Regions from separate parts of the Homo sapiens genome. Here regions 1 and 2 are each linked to region 3. Evidence: chromatin contacts called from ENCODE Hi-C or POLR2A ChIA-PET data. All regions are on one chromosome and are shown on one strand. Each heading gives the region's core, a stretch centred on a gene start or an enhancer-like site at or near the end of the contact. The rest is flanking DNA. Distances are from core to core; before and after follow the strand shown.

Region 1 (4,629 bases), core at 1,921-4,420, 56 kb after region 3:
TAGAAAACGGACAGCCTCTTCAATAACTGGTGCTGAGAAAACTGGATATCCATATGCAGAAGAATGAAACTAGATTCCATACCTCTCACTATGTATAAAAAACAAATCGAAATTGATGAAATTAAGACCTGAAACTATTATATAAAACTGCTAGAAGAAAAACATTGGGGAAATGCTTCAGGACACTGGTCTGAGCAAAGATTTTTGGGTAAGACCTCAAAAGCACAGGCAGCAACAGCAAGAATAGATAAATATGATTACATAAAGCTAAAAAGCTTCTGCACAGGAGTGGGAACAATCAACAGAGTAAAGATACAACCTACAGAATGGGAGGAGATATTTGCAAACTGTCTATCCAATAAAAGATTAACCAGAATGTATAAAGAACTCAAACAATTCAAGAGTAAAAAAAAAAAATGTGATTTAGAAATGGGCAAATGATCTAAATAGACATTTCTCAAAAGAAGACATATAAATAGACAACAGGTATTAGAAAAAATACTCAATATCACTAATAATGAGGGAAATGAAAATCAAAACCACAGTGAGATACCATCTCATCCTTGTTAAAATGGCTGTTATCTAAAAGACAAAAAATAACAGACACTGGCAGGAATGCAGAGAAAGGGGAATGCTCACACCCTTTGGTGGGAATGTAAATTAGTGCCAGTATAGAAAACAGTATGGAGATTCCTCAAAAAACTAAAAATAGATCTACTATATGATCCAGCAATCCCACTACTACGTATATGCCCAAAATTTGAAAGGAAATCAGTATGTCAAAGAGACATCTGCATTCCCAAGTTTGTTGCAGCACTGTTCACAATAACCACGATATAGACTCAACCTAAGTATCCATCAACAGATGAATGGATAAAGAAAATGTGGTCTATAAACATGAGGGAATATTATTCAGTCATGAAAAAAGAATGAAATCTTACCATTTGCAGCAACATGGATGGAACTGGAGGTCACGATGTTAACTGAAATAAGCCAGGCACAGAAAGACAAATATTGCATGTTCTCATTCACATGTGGGAGCTAAGAAAGTTGCTCTCATGGAGGTAGAGAATAGAATGATAGTTACCAGAGGCTGGGCAAATACTAGGAGGAGAGGGATAAAAAGAGGTTGGTTAATGGGTACAAAAATAACAGTTAAATGGAATAAGCTCTATTGTTTGATAGCACAATAGGGTGGCTATAGTTAATAATTTATTGTATGTTTAAAAATAGCTAGAAGATTTGGAATGTAACCAACAAAAAGAAATGATAGATGTTTTGATATCTTAATTACCCAGATTTAATCATTATGCATTCATTGTATGCTTGTATCAAAATACCACAAGTACCCCATAATACGTACAACTATGTACCAATAAAAAAGTATTCAAAAATAAAAAGCTTATTAATAAAAGAAAAAAAAAAATCTTCTGAAAAAAAGAATTCTACAGAGAAGGATCCCCTAAAGGGTATGAAGTCCATCCCTCTCTCAGTGTTTTACAAAGGGGCCTGTCTTAGTCCAGTCAAGCCACTATAACAAAATGCCAAACACTAGGTAATTTACAACAGAAAATCATTTTTCACAGTTCTGGAGGCTGGGAAATCCAAGATCAAAGCACTGGTGGTGTCTGGCGAGGGCCTACTTTCTCACAGATTGTGCCTTCTTGCTGTGTCCTCACATGGTAGGGAAGGCAAGGCACCTCTCTGGGTTCTCTTTTATAAGGGAACTAATACCACTCATGAGGGTTCTGCCCTTATGATATAATCACCTCCCAAAGACCTCACCTCCTAATACCATCATCTTGGGGGCTAGGTTTCAACACATAAATTTTAAGAGGGAAACAAACATTCAGACCATAGCAGTGCCCACTGGCATCTTGGGCAGGATAAAGAGGAATTGTTCTATGCAATGCAAGGCATTAAGCATACCTGGTTCCTGGCTACTAACTACCAACAGAGACCTCCAGCTTCACTTGAGACCCACTGCAAATGACATGAGAACTGCACTGATCACTACTGAATTGCACACTGGCAGCAAAACAAAATTCAGTGTGATGTCTTTGCAGATACGTGGAACTCAGTGCGATGTCTTTGCAGATACGTGGAACTCGGTGCGATGTCTTTGCAGATATGTGGTCAAAGAAGTTACCTGCCACATTACAACATTCCTTTTTATTTGGCTACTGAGCAGCCTTAATCCAATTTGTTGCCCATCTCTAGCAGCTGGGCATAACACAGATTAATGGTCAAGTCCAGGTCCCACTATTTTGTGATAATGAGCAACTATTTTCTCTAATTAATTCCTTCATGTGAAAAACTGGGATAATGGTAATTCTAAGTACTGAGAGCTTATTATGTGCTAAGCGCTATTCTATATGCTTTCCATTAATTCATTTAATCCTCACAACAACTCCATGAGGTAGGCACTATTTCTGTTCTCATTTTGAAGAGGAAGAAAATGAGACATAGGTTAAGAAACCTGCCCAAGGTCAAACAGCTAGTAAATAGCAGAGCCAGGAGGACCCTGGTAATGGCAATTAAACTAGTTAGTGCATAGCAAATGTTGGTGCAGGATCTCATATGGGTCTGGTACACTGCACACAATTAATACAGGTTAGTTATTATTAGGTCGAAACCTTAGTATTAATATCTACTTCTGTGGGTTAATCTTAGTTAAAACTTGATTTTCTTACCTCTGAGGCAAATAAGCCCAAACAGTTGTTCTCTCTGATTCAACATCAAATTATGACTCAAGTTCCTCCTAACACTTCAAGAAGGTTTTTCACTCTGTTACTGTAATTTTTGCAAGTCTGGTCTCATAAGGATTGGTCAGTTGTTTTCTGTAAAGGGCTAGATAATATGTTAGGCATTGTAGGCCATCCAGTCTCTGTCATGTATCCTTCCAGTTTTAAAGTTTTCAACCCTTTTAAAATGTAAAAACCATTTTAGCCCATGGGCCATAGTTTGCCAACCCCTGCTCTCTGGGATTATTAATAAGAGTACCATATAAAACATCAAGAGACTTTCACATGGAGTAGATGGAACTATCAGAATTTGCTAATTGCCTCATTACACCGTCATTGATCCCCACCCACCACAATAAAGTTGCCAGATAATTTCATTAAAGTGGTAAATGACTAAAACAATGAAGAAGCATCTGAAAGTTTTCAGGGGAGGGAAGGTTGGTAGGTGGGTAGGCAAATCCAGAAATGCCTATGCAGAAGATTTAAGTCTTCTAAAGCATTGGTAATGAAGGGGAAAAGGAAACTATCTTAGAAAAATCATAGTGTTTTAGAAGCAGCATAAGATATCATTCATGCAACAAATCTTTAGAAATATGTATTGGGTATCTCTATGTTCAGGCACTCTCTCAGTAATGGAATTATAAAATTTTAGAGCTCAAAGTAACCTTAGAAATCATCTGATCCAATCTCATTTCATGGATGAGAATTCTGAGGCCTCAAAGTTAGTTAAAATAATTTGGCAATTTCTGTGCAAAATTAAATGTAGTGGGGTTTGTTTTTAACTCCTCAAATGTAGCACTTATGTAGATTATTAAATGTTTGTTGAATGGAGCTTATTAATGGAAAGCTCCTATTCTCTTTACCACCTTTAAACCACCTTTTTAATCTGGCAAAACAATACATTTTACTTGCTTTACCAATTTACTTAAAATCCTTTCTTTTTTTTTTTTTTTTGCTGTGTCTCACAAACTTTTGGTGTGCTTAAATGGCCTAACAATCACCAATCACTAAATGAACCAGTCTCTGATCCACCTTTAGTGCCTCCTTCTCCCTGCAGGCTCCTACCACCTCCACTCACTCCCCCTACCTCTCCTCAGATACTCTTCTCTAGTTCTGCTGCTGCCACTGTCACTGCTGTCTCAGCTCCTGTCTTTCTGCTTCAGTCCTTCCCACCTCAATACCTCCAGATTTAGACCATCCACATTTTCCTTCTTAAGACCCGGCTCAGGTCTTATCACCCTCAAGTTCTGAACATTGAAACAAATCCTACTTGGCTACTACTAAAGTTCCAGTGTTAGGCTAGTTCCTCAGCCCCAAATCTACCTTCTTTCTCCCAAGTCTTACTTACCATTATTTACTATTATTTGCCTATTTCCTCTGATGTTCCCTTCAAACTGTTCTTGGCTCTTGCCTAAATATGCCCCAATGTTTGAGCCTTTGCTAAAGCATCCCTCTCCATGAGAAACACCTTTTCGTCCATCCCAACCTTCAAAAACTTCATTCTTCCTTAATGCCATCTGCTCCTTGCCCCTGCTTTCTTCTCCATTTCTGCAGCACTTGGCTCTACTTTCTTATGCAGGAATCAAATCTGACCTTCTATTAGATTATCTGAGTATACGACCTAATGCTTCTACTAAAAGCAAGCTATCCATTCTGCAAGTACAATAAGAAATAGTTTTAAGTTAAAACACCAAATTTATTGCATAATATTGAACTATATGCACACACATAGAAAATAAACATTTCATATAACTGTATATATATTTTTAATCCTGTATTTATAAAGACTGAAAAACTACCAATTTAGCAATTGGAATAAGTTTTAAAAACAAAAAGAAAAAGCAAAAATCTACAATCCTTCATCAAGATTTGATGCTTTATCACA
Region 2 (4,252 bases), core at 1,657-4,156, 49 kb before region 3:
CATGTTGGCCAGGCTAGTCTCAAACTCCTGACCTCAAGTGATCTACCCGCCTCAGCCTCCCAAAATGCTGGGATTACAGGCATGAGCCACCATGCTTGGCTATAGAAATAATTTTTTAACAGCTTTATTGAGATATAATTCACATATCATACAAATATGCAATTCAATAGTTTTGAGTATATTCACAGAGTTGTACAGTTTGCATGTAATCATATCATCAGTTTGCATGTAATCATATCATAGGTAATCTTTTGTGAGTAGTTTCTTCCCCTTGGTATAATGTTTTCAAGATTCATCCATGTTGTGGCATGTATCAATACTTCATTCCTTTTTATGGCTGAATAATATTATGATATATGGATGTAGCAAATTTCGTTTATCCATTCATCAGTTGATGGACATTTGGGTTATTTCCACCTTTTGGCTGTTATGAATAATGCTGCTATTAACATATGCAAAAGTAACTTTTGAGAATTATGAAAATATAGACTCTATTTTAGAGCCAAACGGATCCCTAAAGATAATCTAAATTATAGCTTCCATTTTCCAGATGACTGAACTCAAACACAGGGAAACAAAATGACTTGTTCAGTGACATATGTAGAAACAAATGGAAAACACTCTACACACATGTCTAAAGAATAGCCATTTGTATACGAAGTTGATGATCATGGCATGTATTTGGGATTAATAGTGGAGTTTTCCCCCATTAGAAGCTTAGTAAAGGGAAGAGTCTATTGTCATTCAAAAGATAAAAACTAGCTAACTGGCAGAGGAAACTGAACTCCTGACCTTCCTCCCATTAGCATTGAGCTCTAATATATAGACACTTACTGCACTACAGATTAAAAGTGACTCGGGACAGGGCAGCTTAAGTTGTTTTTATGTTAGGCACGTAGCAGGTACTCAGTAAATACTTGCTGAATTGGAGACTACAGAGAAATTTAATGGAAGCATATCAGAACACTATTGTCGACATAATTTCTAAAGCTTTCCATATAAATTGCTAGGAATATTCTTATACTAAAAAATTGCAAGTAATTTACTCACCCTTAGTTATTATATAAGCATTCCTGTAGTGCAAAGAAAAAACAATTTGGAACACTACTTCTGTTTACATTGCGGAGTATTTGATATTTACCTTGAGAAAGAGGAAATAGTTTTTAGTTTATTTCCCAGAGTTACTGTATTCATTAATGCAGTTTAAGGAAAATGAAGTTCCTATTTTATATGTACATTGAAATAGGAAGGTTTCCTCTTCTGCTTCTTTTTTCTTATATAATGATAGAGAGGATAAAAGACTATTTTGTAATTATCTGGAATTAATTCTACTTTGGTTTTTTTAAGATAAAGATTTATTCAAAAAAGTTGAATTTACCTTTCTTTTTTTTTTTTAGAAAAAGAACTTGGATTCTCTTATTCCTAGTACAGATAGCAACTATTAATATTTTGTATTTGGAGGAATGTTTTGTCATAGACACTGAGTAGTTTATACACTAGGGATAAACATACATCTGTCAATGGAAAATGTTAAGAGCAATGTTACATTCAGCCTTCTTTAATTTTTCTAAATAAACGTAGTTCAAGATTGAATTTCTAATAAATATTTTAAAGTTTTCAGATTATAATAAACATTTTCAGGTCACACAATATCTTAGCTGATAGAGATACACTGAAGGAAATTATGACAAGTCCATTTTTACACATAAAAATGGCAGATGAACTTTGTTTTGACCAAGTACACATGAGTACACTTTAAAAATTGTAAATGAATCTTTTGATCTATGTCCTTTTCTTGCAAAGAGATTTGTCTGTATTTCTAAATTTAAAATCCCTTTCAAATTTTAAACCATCATTTTAAGATAAGCTCTGAAATAAATTTGACTTCTGATATCAAGTATAGACTTAGAATATTGTTGCTAAACAAATAACGGACTCCAGAACCAAAGTATAGTACATTATAACCCTTGTGCAAATTATCCCAAAGCCAGATATGGAAATTGATTTTAGTTTTTGCATGAGAAAAGACATGTTAATGGGAAATAGTGGGGCCAGGGGTGGTAAAAATAAGATAGGAGAAGCCTCGGAAGTTGCTCTTTAAAATTAAGGTGCCTAAGTAACAAAGTGAAAATAATGAGGTGGGGGGGTGGTTTAAGACATATGTTTTATAATACCTTTAAAGACCAAGCTCAGGAAAACATGGTATCTTCTCATCAAATCTAAGAATAAAACTCAGGGAAGCTGGGTGCGGTGGCACACACCTGTAATCCCAGTGCTTTGGTAGGCAGAGGCAGGAGGATCGCTGGAAACCAGGAGTTGGAGACCAGCCTGAGCAACATAGTGAGACTCTGTCTCTACAAAATTTTTTTTAAAAATTATCTGTGCATGGTGGCATATGCCTGTAGTCCTACCTACAAGCTGAGGTAGGAGGGTCACTCTAGCCCAGGAGTTTGAGGCTGCAGTGAGGTATGATCATGCCACTGTACTCCAGCCTAGATGACAGATTAAGACCCTGTCACACTCCCCCCAAAAAAAAGACTTCAGAAAACTTGAACTTACTAGAAATAAAAATAAAGAATTGAACTGCTTTACTCAGATCATATTAAAGGAATGGAACTGAAAGGCTAGAGAAAAAAATTAAGCGTTTAGAAAAAAACATAATAGATACCAGTATTTTGCAGTCAGCAAAATGATTATAAAAAGAAATAATTTCGCTGTCTAGGTTAAAATAACTCTTGAAACTAAAATTAGAAACTAAATGCTGGCCTGAGTAGACCATTGATACCCTGTGTTTTATTTTTATAAGTGACTTTCCTCTTTTTCAACTCCTTGATTTGATAGAAACCCAAAAGCCTGCCTGTTTCTCCAGTGTCAGCTTTCTGGCAGGTCACTGCTGCGCCCCTGGTGCTGAACTCCCTCAATTGCCACACCTGCCGAGTTATTAATTCTCCCATGCTTTCCAAGCACATTCTCTCTTCTCTCTCTCTCTGTCTCTCTCATAGTTCTCCTCCTGTGCATTATCTTTCTCCCAAAAAAATGCCTACGTGACCCTCAAAATTCACTCCCTGTGTGGCTTATCTAACTGAGCCTCAGCTAATCTGCCAGACTGCATAGTGCTTCAGAGTGGAAGGGCTGGAGCTCTGACTTCAGACTTGGATTGGAACCTCAGCCGTTGACTGCCTCTATGGCCTTCAGCCTGTTAATTAACCTTTCTAAAACTTGTTCTTCTTATCTGAAAAATCTGGTTAGTAATTCCTTCCTCCATGATGTCTTTGAGGATTGAATGAGATAATGCACGTAAACGCTTTGTACAAAGCCTGGCTTTTTATGGTGAGCTCTCAATCAATGGTAGTTATGTATCCTTTTTTTATAATAATCAAATTTCAGGTTTCCATTTCTCTGCTAGCCTGTAAATTCCGTGAAAGTTGGGATTGTGTTTTCTTAGCCTGTGTATCGATCATGGATTCTAATACACTCAGAAAATGTTCTCATATGAGCACCTGCCCGTGGTTGTGGAAGCGCCCAAAGTCTAGGTGTAGGTTGACATCAAACCTTCATTCACTTTCCAGTTGCTGCTCATCATCCTAAAAAGCAGCGGAAAGTCAAGATGATGTCAGAAACAAGCCTTGACCCATTTTTCTGTGCACAGTCCTCCTCTGGCTGAGGTGAGGGGTGTTCGGGAGAGGATGACAGGATAATTTGCATGCCTTCTGCACATCTTTGTCTCAAGAATTCCACATTCAGAGTTAACAGTTTGGGAAATTATGTGTCTGTTAAAACTGTGTTAACAAACCCTTAATAAATTTGCAATAAGGTAATAATTGAAAGAAGTTAGCAAAAACAATTTTCTTTTTCCTTCTTTCCTTCTACAGGTATCCCCATATTGTTTTGATTTTGTTTCAGTGACTAAAGATTTGAAAATACTTTATTTACTAATGTTATAAAAATATTTTCTCATCAACTAATTTCATCCCCCCAAAGAACGTTACTGTATTTTACGTTCTAAATTACTGCCTCCCTAAGACAATGTTTTTATGTTTATAATAATGATAAACATCACTTTTCTGAACAAGATCTTAAAGACAAATGAAAGCTTCCAGCTGCCCAAAATTTCTTCAAACCTCAAACAATCTTTGTGTTTGGCGTGAAGTGAAATAATTTTTTTTCCCCTACTCTCAAGCCAGAACAAACAGATATAGTGTGTGGCAAGGCCATACTCAAACATTACCTTGCCCGAACATATCATTTTCTG
Region 3 (4,407 bases), core at 93-2,592:
TTTTTAAGTGATTGAAATATATAGGTAGTGAGTCTTAGTCACAAGGATTAGGTCATGAATCTTCAAATTAACAAAAATTCACTTTGAGTTACTTTAATCCAATTTGTTTGCTGAGTTTTGTCTCTCATCTTAAATAAACATTGGAGAAGAAAAGTCTCTCACCTCCCTTATGTCATCTGTATCTTCAAGTTTCATTTACTTTCCTGACCTCCCACTTGTCCTCTCAGGCATCACCATGCTGACCCAAGTATTTGGTTTCCCTTGCTCCCAAGTCCAGCTTCCATTCAGTGTGCTGAGCATCATTTTTAATTCATGTATGTGTATGCAATCTGCTACCTCCAAATACTTCCAACTCCACCTTCAATCTTATCAGTTTTGCTTTTCAAGAATTAAAGTTTTTCTTAACCTACTCTTAAATTCTGACTCTTGATATAAAGAGAACGTTCCCTCTAACCCAATGATTCTTAGTCTCTGTTGGGCACTGACCTAATTCACTGATGGATTTATTCAACAACATATATTAAATCCTACTAGGAACAGGTACTGTGCTAGGAGCTGGGATTTAATGACAACCACAGTCTATTCCCCCATGGAGTTTTACAGCATAGCAGCTTAAAAATCAGAAAGCTACAGACCCTCTTAGAAAATTGTATTATCATTAAAAAATGTGCATAAAATTCCTAGAAACTAATCCCCACTCCCTGAACACACGCTAATGCTGTAGACTCCTCATATCTCCTGTATTCAATTCTTGTCCTATATATACTTCTTCACCAGATAATTTAGCCAGATAATAGGAGGGGAATGCTTCCTCTTTCTGACCTCACAGCTTCTGAGCCACTTTTTTCATCTATTTCCAACTCATTTTTGCCTCCTTCCTTGGAACCCAAGCAACAAGCTGACATTATTTCCTTGTCTCTAGGCATCCTTTTAAAGATCATGTTTCCCCATGATACTGTCAAGTTGTGTTTTGTTTTTTATGGTTTTATCCTTTCACTGCCATCTTCCTCTGCTCACAGCAAGCACCTACTCTTCTCCTATCTAACATGATTTTAAAGAAAATCGCTTTGCCAGTCTCCTGGAGAGGTCTCCTCAGTTCTTTCCTTTTATGCCTGTTTTCTTTTGTGAGATAAAAGGGAATAAAAGTAACTTTTGTGGATGGACTTCATACATTAACTCATAAATTCCAAGTAGCACACAAACTAAATGGCAAACTAAACTGAACTCAGTCTGCCTTGGTCTTTGGTGGACAGCTCCCAGGGCAGTGGATGAATCATTGGGAAACAATCTCACATCCTTCTTCCATGTGCCAAGTCCTCTTCTTCTGTGTGTTACTCATGTGCAGCCACCAATCGTGCCCAGTGCCACTGCTGGCACTGCTTAGGCGTTCACTAATAATAACATGATGGTTTCAGTTAGGACATAAAATTAGGTGGTGAACTAAAATCTAGACTAAGCTCTCCATGTCACCTTTCTACCACAGCTGCACCAAAGGAGAAAAATAAGACATCATTCCACAAGATTGGGATGATTTCTACTTGTGAAAGTATGTGCTTCTTTCACTGAAGGAAATTTATTTTGTTATTATCCATGACAGACAGTGAAAAGAACTGTTTTCCATTTTGTAAAGCTTTTTCCCTTGTTTCAGTGTGCTGTTAGTTATTACTTTTTAATATATGTAGTCCTTCCTAAAACTTACACCACCCAATATTTAATCTAGTTTTCTAGTAAAAACATCAATAATCTTTCATTTTCAGTGATGAAAAATAAGTCTATACTTTGGTTACTCCTCCTAGAGTTCTGTTTAACCAGTATATATTTTGTTTCAGGTCTCATTGCATAAGATTTTGAGACATCAGATTTTACATGCCCGCTATTGAATATATATTGTAATATTTCTAATTTTGTTTTCCGTTAAGACAGACTTCATCCTTATTGATATTTTCATTTAAAATTCTCCTTGTAAACTCTCAGATTCACATAAGATAACATAGCAAACAACAGCTCTTGGGGAAAGGTGATTTTTTTTTGGGAGGACTACTATTCCCGTTAGAATGAGGAACATTTGTTTTCAGCCTCAGAAATGCTCTTTAGAGACAGGCAGAGAGAGGCTTCTCTTAGATCTGCTGCTCAAAGGCAAATGAAGTTACAACTGTGACCCCAGTTTTTAAATAATCAGCTTGCAGCCTTTAATGTGTTTTGTTTGAAGGTATGTGTGGAAAGTGAACATGGGCTTATCCCTTTGTTTCATATCTTTTTAATTTATTTTAATTATGCAACTAATATTGTCCAAAACGAGATTCTCCTGAGATCTCAGATGGGCATTGGTCAATAATAGTTACCCATTTCTATTTCATGAGAGTTCCTTATGTGGTTTGGATTAAAATTTGTTTAGTGACACACTGGCAATGAGAAAAAAAGTCAAGAGTCACTTTGAAATGTCCAAAATTAAAGTACAATTTCTTCAGGAAGGTTCAGAAAGGCTGACATTTTAATAAAATATCCTATCTGGGCAATGTGAAATGAGATAACATAAGGAAGAGCCTAGCACACTGCTCCCTGGGCATGCAAAATCTAGAGTCTTTGTTCTTCTGTGTATTATTAACTCTTTTAACAAACTACAAGTATCCAGAAGAGAGGTCATCCTTAAAACTAGCAATTTCTAGATTCTAAAAGATATCCCTGAAATTACAGATTTTCAGAGTTCTGTTTCCAAGGGAGTTTATGCTTTATGCTTCAATTTAATCCCTATTTTCTATGATGAAAATATTTTATACTTCTCTATAAAACCCAGAATATTAAAACTAAAACCTTACAATGAATCTCTGTTGAGAAGTCAAAACAAGTAAGAATTATTAACTGCATGTGAGGGAATTACATTATCTGGGAGAGATCATTTTATGTCAGAATTACAAGGTCAGTGAAGTGTTAAGTTCTTTCAAAATATTTTTACATTCTTTATGCTTTCTAAGCCTACTGCTTAAGAGAGCTTAGAAGCATACCTTTGATAACAAACAAGACATTCATAATTTTAAAAAAAAAGACTAGTTCCATGTTTCTTATCCTGCTTCAAAAAAAAGGAAAAGAGAAGAGAGAAAGAAGGAGAGGAGACAAGGCTTTTCAATCAAGACTGAGAATTAATATTAGTTATCACAAGATATTAAGTGCAGGCTTTTATTTGCCCTGAAAAAGTGAATTTCTGAAAAGTATTTATAGAATGGATGACTGTTATTTTGACTTCACTGTTTTCATGGAAGCTTTAGGACTTTGTTTTAATATTATAACCAGAAAAATTAACAAGCTCTATTTACTTCAAATTCGCTTCCAAATCAATCCAATAGCCAAAGCCTAATGAAGCTTTGGAGTTCACATGGATTTTGAAAATTTATTTCCACTTTCCTTTATTGTCAGGCCAAACAAAAAATGTTTATGGTTCTCTGTAGTTCTTCGGTTAATATTGTAGTTTCTTCCTGTGCAAACTGCATTATACAGCATACTTTCTGATATTGTCATTCCTGGCTCTGATAAACTATTAGGCCACTTAACTATATCCTGTGCAGGGCAATGGAAGGAATAAAACAAAAATTCACCAACTATTTGAAGCCAGAGAAAGAGCAGTATCAAATAAAGTCTGGGGATAGAAAAAGGTAGGTCCAGCTGGACAGGGACAAGTCTTGGCAAAGATTAGACTGATAGCTTCATAATTAATGGCTCCTTGACCTGAATGTGAAATGTTACCTGAGGGCCCGGGAGAGATGAGCTCTCTTCATATTTGCCCCCTGGCATCCTACGTTTCTTTTATAACACACGTGATACTTGGCACTTGTATGTTCAGTATCTCTCTCCTGCACCAAATCCCTTATCTTGCTTACTACTAAATTCCAGTGCCAAGGACATATATGTGTTCAATGAACGCTTGCCAAATGTATGAATGAATGAATGAATGAATGAATGAATGAACGAATGGGAAAGGGAGGTAGGGTATAAATGGAAGTAGCATTGTTTATAGTTCCTATAGGCTGTTTTGTACACGTTTTTCATTTTAATCTTTACAAACCTTACAAAGTCTTGTTCCTGTATTCGAGGAAAAACAAAAAAGCTGAAGTTCAAAGAAATTTACTCACTGAAAGTCTTGGAGCTAGTAAAGCTAGTATCTAAACATGAGTCTCTGCCTCTAAAACCCATCCTAATATGCCATACTCTGTTGTCTCACCTAAGAGCCAAACACTAAATTTGTTTCAATACACAGATATTTGGTGTGTTTTCATATAGTGCAGCATTTTTGACAATGTTTAGTGTATGACATCACGGTACAAGGATCTTGGAGTTGAAAATTGTGAAATTAATTTACTTTGTGATTTAACAGAAGATATTAGACATGTAAACAACAAAAGTTGAAACCAAAAA

The links. Hi-C counts contacts between places; a loop is a spot of excess contacts on that map. ChIA-PET counts read pairs that join two places held with the same protein, here RNA polymerase II (POLR2A). Pooled maps may share reads with other maps.
Region 1: a loop to region 3 is called in a map of gastrocnemius medialis, with 4 times the contacts of the local background. The contact joins the promoter of FAM13A-AS1 here to the enhancer-like site in region 3. A Hi-C loop is called at or near these places in 10 of 168 maps with a recorded cell type or tissue (Right ventricle myocardium inferior, ascending aorta, astrocyte of the cerebellum and 6 more) and 4 of 50 pooled maps.
Region 2: a pooled map shows a loop between it and region 3 (2.9-fold over the local background). The contact joins two enhancer-like sites. A Hi-C loop is called at or near these places in 4 of 168 maps with a recorded cell type or tissue (HepG2, ascending aorta and body of pancreas) and 1 of 50 pooled maps. POLR2A ChIA-PET finds 5 or more read pairs at or near these places in 3 of 52 experiments (BJ, HepG2 and WTC11).

Annotation. Positions count from the first base shown.
Region 1 is chr4:88,708,330-88,712,958 of GRCh38, reverse strand. FAM13A-AS1 (FAM13A antisense RNA 1) reads right to left here and starts at 3,170. Exons shown (of 5, transcript NR_002806.2): 1 at 2,694-3,170; 2 at 942-1,104. It overlaps HERC3 (HECT and RLD domain containing E3 ubiquitin protein ligase 3), which reads right to left. Exons shown (of 26, transcript NM_014606.3): 26 at 4,420-4,629.
Region 2 is chr4:88,813,130-88,817,381 of GRCh38, reverse strand. All of the region lies in intron 7 of FAM13A (family with sequence similarity 13 member A), which reads left to right. Among named protein-coding and RNA genes, the nearest start is that of FAM13A-AS1, 110 kb to the right of the region's middle. Within about 2 kb of position 2,906, at least 2 of the 41 ENCODE cell types and tissues checked have a DNase peak (open chromatin) inside an H3K27ac peak, as active enhancers do.
Region 3 is chr4:88,762,831-88,767,237 of GRCh38, reverse strand. All of the region lies in intron 13 of FAM13A (family with sequence similarity 13 member A), which reads left to right. Among named protein-coding and RNA genes, the nearest start is that of FAM13A-AS1, 55 kb to the right of the region's middle. Within about 2 kb of position 1,342, at least 4 of the 41 ENCODE cell types and tissues checked have a DNase peak (open chromatin) inside an H3K27ac peak, as active enhancers do; they include ascending aorta and gastrocnemius medialis, where a contact is called at or near this core.